Regions from separate parts of the Homo sapiens genome. Here region 1 is linked to region 2. Evidence: read pairs that join two places in POLR2A ChIA-PET (ENCODE). Cell type or tissue: IMR-90. All regions are shown on one strand.

Evidence for each region. Peaks named below come from ENCODE experiments on the same cell type or tissue, not always from the same donor. Only the 100,000 strongest peaks of a DNase experiment are listed, where the experiment ranks them.
Region 1: POLR2A ChIA-PET joins it to region 2 with 5 read pairs; 1 of 35 experiments calls an interaction of 5 or more read pairs at or near these places.

The regions. Positions count from the first base shown.
Region 1 is chr15:81,416,713-81,421,712 of GRCh38, forward strand. All of the region lies in intron 6 of TMC3-AS1 (TMC3 antisense RNA 1), which reads left to right. Among named protein-coding and RNA genes, the nearest start is that of TMC3, 45 kb to the left of the region's middle. In IMR-90, no CTCF peak of the experiment used is centred here; a DNase peak (open chromatin) is centred at 2,789.
Region 2 is chr15:80,786,257-80,791,256 of GRCh38, forward strand. The region is part of intron 1 of CEMIP (cell migration inducing hyaluronidase 1); the gene reads left to right. Among named protein-coding and RNA genes, the nearest start is that of CEMIP, 9.4 kb to the left of the region's middle. In IMR-90, a CTCF peak has its summit at 1,147 (motif pointing left); DNase peaks (open chromatin) are centred at 2,465 and 3,195; H3K27ac peaks cover 2,161 bases.

The DNA.
Region 1 (5,000 bases), 630 kb after region 2:
AAAATCATTTAAGATAAGTAAAGCCAAGTAATTGATAACACAAAAAGGCAGAGGGTCTAAACACATCTGTTAAAAGGCAGAAAGTGTGCTAGAAGATGAAAAGGAAACCAACTTTACCTACATGCTGACTATGAGAAACTAAAAACACAAGAACACGACAGTGACAGCAATGTCAAAAGTAAAAGGTGAAAAAAGGTACAGCAGGCAAATACTAATCAAAAGCTGATATCTTTATATTAGTGTCGAACAAAGTGGTTTTTGAGACAAAACACCAAGTGTATGAAATTACTCAAGAATGGTAAAAGTTTCAGTTCATCAGAGAAAGTTAATACTAAACACAACCACCTAAATTTGCATCAAAATATATAAAACACAGCTGAGTGTGGTGGTACACACCTGTGGTCCCAGCTACTTGGGAGGCTGAGGCAGGAGGATCGCTTGGGCCTTGGAGGCAGAGGTTGCAGTGAGTTGAGATGGCGCCACTGCACTCCAGTCTAGATGACAGAGAAAGACCCTGTCTCAAATATATATATATATACACACACACTCACACATATATTTACACATATATATACACACACACATATATATAACAAATGTTAAACTAATTACAAGGAAAATGTGACAAATTCATTATATTAGGAAATTTCACTACCCATCTCAGTAATTTTAGGCTGAGCAGACATACAGCCCCCCACTTACATATACATACACACCTATCACACAGATTGGAAAATTTGAAAACACAATTAATAAGCTAGATTTAATAGCTATATATGGAACCAGCACATAACGATCAAAGCATACATTCTTCCTCAAATACACATGGAGCAGGTCCAAAATTTGGGTAAGTCTAAGACATAAAGCAATCTTCAACACATTTCAAATAATTAAGAATAATTATTTTTCATACAGGACACATTATGTTTCCACAGTGCAATTAATCTTGGAAGCAACAACATAATGTTAATGAAAAATGTACCATGTGCTTAGGCATTTAAAAACTCATGGCTGGACACAGTGGCTCACCCCTATAATCCCAGCACTTTGAGAGGCCAAGGTGGGTGGATCACTTTAGGCCAGGAGTTCGAGACCAGCCTGGCCAACATGGTGAATCCCCGTCTCTAAAAAAAAAAATGCAGAAATTAGTCAGGCTTGGTGGCACACCCTTGTAATCTCAGCTACTGGGGAGGCTGAGGTGGGAGGATGGCTTGAAGCTGGGAGGTGGAGATTGCAGTGAGCCGAGATCGCACCACTGCACTCCAGCCTGGGCGGCAGAGCGACTCCAGCTCCAAAAAAAAAAAAAAAACCACAACAACAAAAACACTCAAACACTCATGAATCAAATACCAAAAATATGGAAATGTATATGCATGTTAGCATTGAATGCTAATAGAACCACTATGCAATATAATATGATTTTGTGATTATTTAGTCCATAAGATAATGAAGGAAGAAAAACAACAGATTTGGTAAAATTTGGACAACTCTTATGGACATGTCCTCAAAGTCTTGAGTACTGCTGACTGAGTAGATTTTATCATGAATTGATACCACCATGGCAAGGTTTTTACTTCAATACAGCACCTCTAATTTCAGCATCTCTCACTTCATGTTATGGGCTGAATTACGTCCCCATCAAATTCAAATGTGGAAGTCTTAAGCCCCAATATCTCAGAATGTAACAGTACTTAGAGACAGGCCATTAAAAAGGTAATGAAGGTAAGTTGAGGCTGCTACTGTGGACCTTGGTCCAGTCTGCCTGGGGTCCTTGTAAGAAGAAGAGATTAGAACACATATGACCCAGAGACCTAGAAGTGACTGTGTGAGGACACAGTGGGAGGAAAACCATCTGCAAGCCGCAAAGAGGGGCCTCCGAAGAAGCCAACCCAGTCAGCACCTCAAGCCTGGACTTCCAGTCTTCAGAAGTGTGAGAAAATAAATCTGTCATTTAAGCCGCCGGTCTGGGATTTTGTTATGGCAGCCCTAACAAACGACCACACTTCACATGCAGGAAAATTCATGTTTACTTACTGATATGGACTAAATTTTGTCGCCTGCTCCCGTGCTCAGAAATTCATATCTTGAAGCCCTAACCCACAATATGACTGTATTTGGAGTCAGGATGTTTACAGGAGATGATTAAAATTAAATAGGTCATAAGAGTAGGGCACCAATCCAATAAGACTGATGTCCTTATAAGAAGAGGATGAGAAACCAAATCAGTCTCTCTCTCTCTCTCTCTCTTTCTCTCTCCCTGTGCATACAAAGAGGAAAGGTCCTGTGAGGGTACAGTGAGAAGATGGCCATCTACCAGCCAGGAGGAAAGGCCTAACAAGAAACCAACTCTGCTGGCACCTTGATCGTGAACTCCCGCCCTCTAGAACTGTGAGAAAATAAACGTCTGTTTAAGCCACCTGGTCTGTGGTATTTTGTTATGGAAGCCCGAGCAGACCAATATGCCTACTAAGTAAGTACAAGTTCTAGATATCCAAGTGTTTTCTTTATGTCATCTCCTCGACAAATTAAATATTTCAATGTCCACATTCTCAGAAAGAAAAGGAGTCAGTGTTTTAATGGATCCTGTTTAATCTTTACTTCCCTGTATCCTTATTTCCGTGAATGTGACTTCACAAATGGAGTCATCCTATATCCTACTCCCAAGGCACAATCTGCTAAAAGCAAGAAAAAGGCTTTGCGCTGCTAATTCACCCTTTTCTGCTCAGCATTTGGCTCTAAACTGTAACCTGAGACCCTGAAATTGCTGAGGCCCTTAACCTCTCCTTACTCCTTTGACTCAGAATGATCTCAGCGGGACAGTTCCTGGAGTTTCCGTTCATGTTTCAGAACATGACGGAGACCAAGAAAATAAAACGTTGATTCCCGATGCCATGTGGCTCAGGGTTTAGACAATGTATTCTGGTCACAGAAAATTGAGACCAAATCTGTTTTCTTGCATCTGTTCCATTGCCCTCTGTGACATTAATTCTCAACAGCAGATTCAACGTGCTGGAACTAACCAATGTTAGAGTGCTTAAGAAGTCAGGTTCAACTGAGCTCGGGTCACTGTGCTAGAACTATGGTTACCAAAACTGAAGTATGTATTTACTCTTCAATTCCTATTTCAGCTGTGAAACTGTGAGTTTTAATTAGAGAGTAAAGAGTTTGTCTCCTTAGCTTCATGTTAGAAAGCAAAATGAAAAAAATTGTCTAAAACCCTTAAAAAATAGTCCAAACCTGGGATAATTCTTCTCCGCTATTCATGAAAATATATGACCTATTTTAGGCAGGTAAAACAGAGGCAAAATTAAATTGAGACATTTGAAACCATGGAATAATCTAACAACACGCTTTTTTTAATTCATTCACAAATGACATGTCAAGTTCCTAATATTTATAATGAACTGCTTTAGGCATGAGACAATGAAATAGTGTATAAAGTATTGCAAATAAACTCATATATGTAAAATTGTTTTAAAAATTTTAGTGTTATGGAAATATAGCACTGTTGTATTAAATAATAACCTATTCTATAATCTATTTTTCTTGGCTTTAGAAAGAAACAGCTCTTATATGTTGAAGTTTGCTAGTAACTAATATTCGTAACTATAGTCTAAAACCATATTATGTCACGATAACATGTAAAATCATAATATGTCATATTATATCTTTATACAGGATTTTTGCTGTAGTATTATTTTCTTATTACAAATTTAAAACAGATGTTAGTTTCCATGATACCTGATCAAATATACTATTTTGTGATAACTTCTCTTATTTTATGATAGAGCGATCTTAACTATTATAAAAGCAAATAATATATTGAACTATTGATCCAGTTTCTCAATTAATGGTAATACAGCACCTACTATGTGTCAAGAGTTATGCTAGGCCATCAGTTAGGACAACTATGGCTGCAAAAGGTCACCCAGGATCAAATTGTCCTAAGGAAATTTATTATTTCATACTGGAAGTCCAGAGGAGAAAGAAAGAGGGCACAGCGCTTTTGGTGGCTGAAAGACACCTTCGTGTCTGCACAGACCCAGAAATCTTCATCTCTCTGCCATCTTTAGCATCAGCTTCATCATAAGGCTGCTTTCCCTCATGGTTTCAAAGGGTGTCAGTAGCTCCAGGATTGTCATTTAGTTTAGACAGTGTCCCGAAGCAGGAAAAAGCCTTCTTTTCTCATGTGTCCTTCTAAAAAATGTGGAAAATTTTACCAGAATCTCCTGAGAGACTCTGTCCACCCCTCATCAGTCAGCACTTTGTCTCATGCCCACTCCTGAGCCAATGGAGGATGCTTTTTCCTCTCTTCTCCATGTGTCTCCCTGTGATTGGTGTGGACCCACCAGGACTCTCCCCTGGGGATGCAGGTTGAGGCTCTGTGTTTCTGTCTCATGGAGGAAGAGTGGAAACCAGAATAAAACCAGAGCTCTGAGAGCAAGGACAAAAGTAGCCTCTTACTGGGTCTGCTACAGCCATGCTGAGTTTGGAAAGCACAGTCAATCTGATGGAGGAATAACCAATAGGGAATTGTACACAAAGAGAAGACATGAGAAACTAAATGATAATACCCAATAAGTACCTGTAAATCCTCCTTAGAACCAGAAGGGATATATGTAAGTACATAAATAAAACATTAAATAATAAATCATAATATAGCTTGTCATTTGTAGACAATGCATGTTGTATAGGATCAGAGGAGTAATAGCAGGTAGGTAAACTGTCCAGAGAAAATTTTGTGGAAGAAGTGAAACTTGAAAAAGAGTTGCATTTAGATAATTCTGGAATAAATAGAACCGCTGCTTTTCTGCCTTTTCTTGAGGCTTTGAATGTTCTGGCTTGTCTCAGTACCATGCAATAAGAGCAGATACTGACCCTCTCCTTTTGTTCTTGCAATAAATCAGATCTGCTTTTACTTTGACCTGTTCCTGATATCTTCAGCTCCAGGCTCTTTGGCTCATAAATCCCTAGATTCATTGTTTATAATAAAGACTCCC
Region 2 (5,000 bases):
ACAAAGTCTCACTTTTGTCACCCGGGCTAGAGAGCAGTGGCATGAACACAGTTCCCTGCAGCCCCAACCTCCTAGGCTCAGGTGATCCTCAAGCCCCCCAAGTAGCTGGGACTAATTTTAGCTAATTTTTTGGACTAATTTTAACATTTTTGTAAAGATGAGTTTCATCGTGTTGCTCAGGCTGGTCTCAAACTCCTGAGCCCAAGATATCTGCCCACCACTGCCTCCCAAAGTGCTGGGATTACAGGCTTGAGCCATTGCACCCAGCCTGCTATGTCTTTAATATTCTGGATGTCTTGCTGTGTGTGTGTGTGTGTGTGTGTGTGTGTGTGTGTGTGTCCATCAACAATTTTCAGTGAAAATTGAAAACCAGAATTAAAATTAAAAACGGAAATCTGGAATTACCACATGTGTGATAATCCAACAAAGATGGGGTACATGGAGGACCAGTGAGAAGGGCTGTATATGATAGGTGCAGGAAACTCCAACCTGTAGCTGAGCATGGGAGGGACAAACAAAGTTGTGAGCTTTTTGCAAAAATGGGCTTCTTATTTACAACCTGGTCTGTTAATCTTGTTAAACCTCCCAATATTTTTTATATAAAACCTGGTAAGGAAAAAGAAATCTTATTTTCAGGGTTTAAAATTTGGCAAGGTCTATCCAGGAACTTGCATCCTTTTTCATTGATGTCAAAAAGCCAAATTTGATTGATCGCAAGATGTTTTGAAGGTGGGGCTTGAAAAGAGGAGGCAAGTCAGATAGACAGGAATGGAAGAGCTCTGCTGCAGAGGCGCAGGGTTGCGGGTGGTGGCTCCAATTTTTAGCTGTGGCTTCTGTCTGCCTCCTACAAAGCTCTCCTCAAGGGAGAAAATGATGCCCTGAATGGGATAACACCCGAAGAGAGGCTGCCCCTCACTGATGAGTGGTCCCAGTCCTTAGAAAGGGAACTGAAGAGCCCCTTCTGGGCCTGGAGCCAGCTCTAAAAACATAATCATATGAATTATTGAAGATGGTGAGAGTAAGGCTTGTTCAGTCTAGAGAGTTTAGACAATACCTTCACCTCTGGAAGAACCCTGCTAGGTATGTGAGGAACTCTAGCAGAGGGAAGGGGCCCCCTGGCAGATGGGTTTCCCTCCAGGATGGGCATTTGCAGTTGCCTGGGGCTCCTTCTACTGGCCATACCAAAACACTTGCCCTGGACAGTGTCAAAGAAGGCTGAGTGTTGGTGGGTGATCAGCAGCATCTCTTTCTGGGGGAATCCAGCCCCCTGTCTGGAGGCCTTTGCGTCAGCCCACATCACCATAGCAACTGGAACATACTAAAACAAAGACTGACTCCCAGACCTTGGGATTCAGCCTCTCTCTCTCCTACTTCCTAGATTTTTCCTCAAAGCTGGACTTAGGTTGGATCCTTGGTTGCGCTGATCTCTTAGCACTGGTAGCCACAGATGCCGGTTTCTAAAATCCCATGGAACTGTCTTAGGGGGCTGGCCAGTGGTGAACCTGAGCCATCCACTTGTACACAGTGGCTGCTGCCTGGGCTCTCACCATGTGTGGGCCCTTCTCTCCAGCTTCCAGAGGAGGCAGTGGTATCTGCAGCGAGGAGACAAAAACACTGATGCTCAGAGTTACAGAGATGGTATAGGCTGATGCCCTTGGGTGTCTGTCTGGCTCTTAGTCCAAAGCATTACTTGTTTGCCTTCTCTATAGGACTCTTGTCATGCCGTGAGGGACTTATTCCCAGCTTGGTCTCCTCAAGCCCCCTAAAGGCTCGCCTCAGGAGTCCTACTGAATCCTGGGTCTCCAGTGCCTCCCAGGCCCCTGTCGGTGTGCAAAGTCATGCTCCTTCTTGTAAAGAACAGTAGGAATGAGCCCCAAAAGGAGTGCATAGAGGAGCTAGTTTGGGTGAACCATTAAAATAAATTTTTTTTAAGGCCGGGTGAGGTGGCTCACACCTGTAATCCCAGCACTTTGAGAGGCTGAGGCAGCCAGATCACTTGAGGTCAGGAGTTTGAAATGAGCCTGGCCAACATGGTGAAATGCTGTCTCTACTAAAAATACAAAAATTAGCCAGGCATGGTGACACATGCCTGTAATCCCAGCTACTCCGGAGGCTGAGGAAGGAGAATTGCTTGAACCCGAGAGGTGGAAGTTGCAGTGAGCTGAGATTGCGCCACTGCACTCCAGCCTGGGCAGCAAGAGTGAAACTCCATCTCAAAAAAAAAAAAAAAGAAAAAAGAAAAAAGAAAAAGAAAAAGAAAAACATTTCTTTTAGAAGAAACCGGTGGTTTATGACAAGCCTATTTCAAAGCTGATTGTGTTACAGGCACTGAGTAATTCACTCTAATGCTAGTTTTCCAAAGGTTTGGGTTCAGGAAAACCTCAAACATAGTGGCTAAGTACTTTTCCTTTCCTTTCCTTTTAAAACCCTGTTTATTTTCAGAGGCGTTTAATCCATATGTTTTAGATCCATTTGCATGTTACTCAGCAAAAGGTTGTTTTGCACTAACGTTGCTGAGCCATGAGTGAGCCTGCTCATCTCTCTTCCGCTCCAACTGGTGCTTGCAGCTGAGCCCCATGCTCACGGCCAGACGACTCTAAAGCTTTATATTAGACACAAGGAAACATAAGCACTAGAGGCAAAAAAAAAAATCAATAATATTGACCCTATCTTTATTTAGAATTTTGATATTTCATTCATCATGAAATTTTTGGTGCTAATTTTGGTTTTTAAAGTGTTGCATTGCACTATTCTTTATATTGATTATTGAGTTTTTTGGTGGCCTCTTCAGTTTTGCACCCAAGGCGAGTGCCTTTCTTATCTCACTCTCATCCTGTCCCTGGTAAACACCCACTTCCAGGGCCCATTCTGTTTGGAAGGTTAGCATCCCAGTTGGTGTGGGTTCTGCTGTGGTCTCCCAGGCAGAGATCAGTACCAGAGACAAGGCAGACAAGCCCTTTGGTGATGCTAAAGGCTCCTCTGAGCCCTGTTGATTTGAATTTGGGGTGTGGGGCTTCCAGAGAAAGTGGAGAAGACAGGAACGTGTGTCCTCTTCAGACTTGGGATCTGACGTTGCTCTCTTCCCTTCTCCCTTACTTCCCTTCCTTTTCGGAGAGGGCAGGAATTGTGGTGCTCCGTAGTAGAATGTTTTGCAAATTCTGCTGGGCTGATGTGTCACTAGTCTGTGACTGCTTAAGAAGCCACAGAGTTCATCAGATTTCTCAATTCAGTTCCTGGTAGTGAGAGAGAAAGCAGTTGGAGGATTTTGGCTTTGGGACTTCCATATGCAGAGATTTCTTCTTGCTTAAATGATTTTTTTTTTAAATAAAAAGGCGTGGTCATCTCAGTGGTGTCTGTTTAGTTGGTAGCTTTGAAGAGGCTTGGAGATTCCTCTGACCACATAATTGTGGGTTATGTGTATGCCTGAACTTTCCAGGTGACTGAGAAACAGCTGAAATCTGTTCTACATTTTAAAATCACAGTGTAATGTTACAAATGGTGACACATTAACATATCCTGGAGTTTTCTGAGAATGACCATGTAGTGAAGTTCATTTTTACTTTAAACATCTCCATATAAAATTTATTTAAATAAAAAGCTATTTTTGACATACAAAAAGATGATACTTCCGTTGAATCTTGTGTAATAAGCATGAACTTGAGCTTCTGCTCTGTTGAGGTTGTTTGAGGACATCACCCCTCTGAGCTCAGGGGGAACGAGGGGCAGAGAGGCAGAGTCACTATTTGAATAGAGCCCTGCTCATGAAGGGCCCTTAGTGGCCATTGTGGGATACGTGGTGCAGAAGTCTGTGGTTTCCCTCAGTGGAGATGGCTTCTCATCTCAGCCACGTCCCAATACAATAAAGAGTCCTTTCTTCATTCAGAGACAGGACCCCTACTTGGCTCAAAGGCAGAGACTTTTCATGTTCTGTTTTACTCCCAAGGGCTAGCACATAGTAGGTGCTCAAATATTTTTTAAATATTCAAATGAATGAGTCCTGCGTCTGAACACCAGCCCCCCAAGCATGTACATTTCTCACTACATTTGATGTTCACTCTTGTGTATTCTGCTCTGGTATTTGAATGAGACTAAAGCCTGACTAAAGTCAATTTCTCAGAGGTCTGTACTCCTGTGGCTTTATGGTTATTTCCATCAGCATCATTAATATTCAGTGCTTATTGGGCAACTAAAACATTCAGACTCACGCAGACAGCATTGCATGCATCATCTTATTTAAACTTCCTGACAACTGTGAACAAGACATTGTCCTGTTTTGCAGATGGAGAAGGTCAGTGAAGCCGCATCACTTATGCAGCTCCAGGTGGGGGTCACTCGGCTCAAGGTGGTGGAGTTGGAACTCAGACCTATGTCACCGTGAGTCCAAAAGCTCTTCATAATAACTAATGTTGCTCAAATCTTGACTTTTGAAAAAACATGTTGAGGGGAATATTAGAATTCACAGTAGATCAGACTCATAGAACAGTATTCATAGAGTTGAATTCGTTGAGAGTAATTGTAACCCGAATGCACTCATCATTGACCCGCCCATTCTTTCTAGATACTTGGGTTTCAGAGATGACTCCGTTGCATTTCCCTGCAATGGAAAAGCTCACAGTTTAGTTGAGGAGACAGACATACATTCAACTACCTACAATCCATGCTGTAACAGAGGCATAAACAAAGCAATATGGAAGCACTACAAAGTGATGGTAAACTACTTTGCTGGGGAAAGAGACAAGGTAACATGGAGGAAGTGATATTTGATTGGGCCTTAAAGAAAAGTACAATTTCTCCCAGGCCAGAGAATGGAGGGTTAAGAAGGAAGGAATATCTTGAACTGAATGCAGAGGATTAAAAAAAAAAAAAGATATTTAGAGAAGAACTAGAAGTTTCCTGTGGCTGGAAATGAGATCATAAAGGTGGGGCAGGGCTGTAGATCCTTAAAAGCTGAGTCAGGGAGTTCAGCTTTTCACCTGAGTGAAGTGTGTGATCAATTGGTG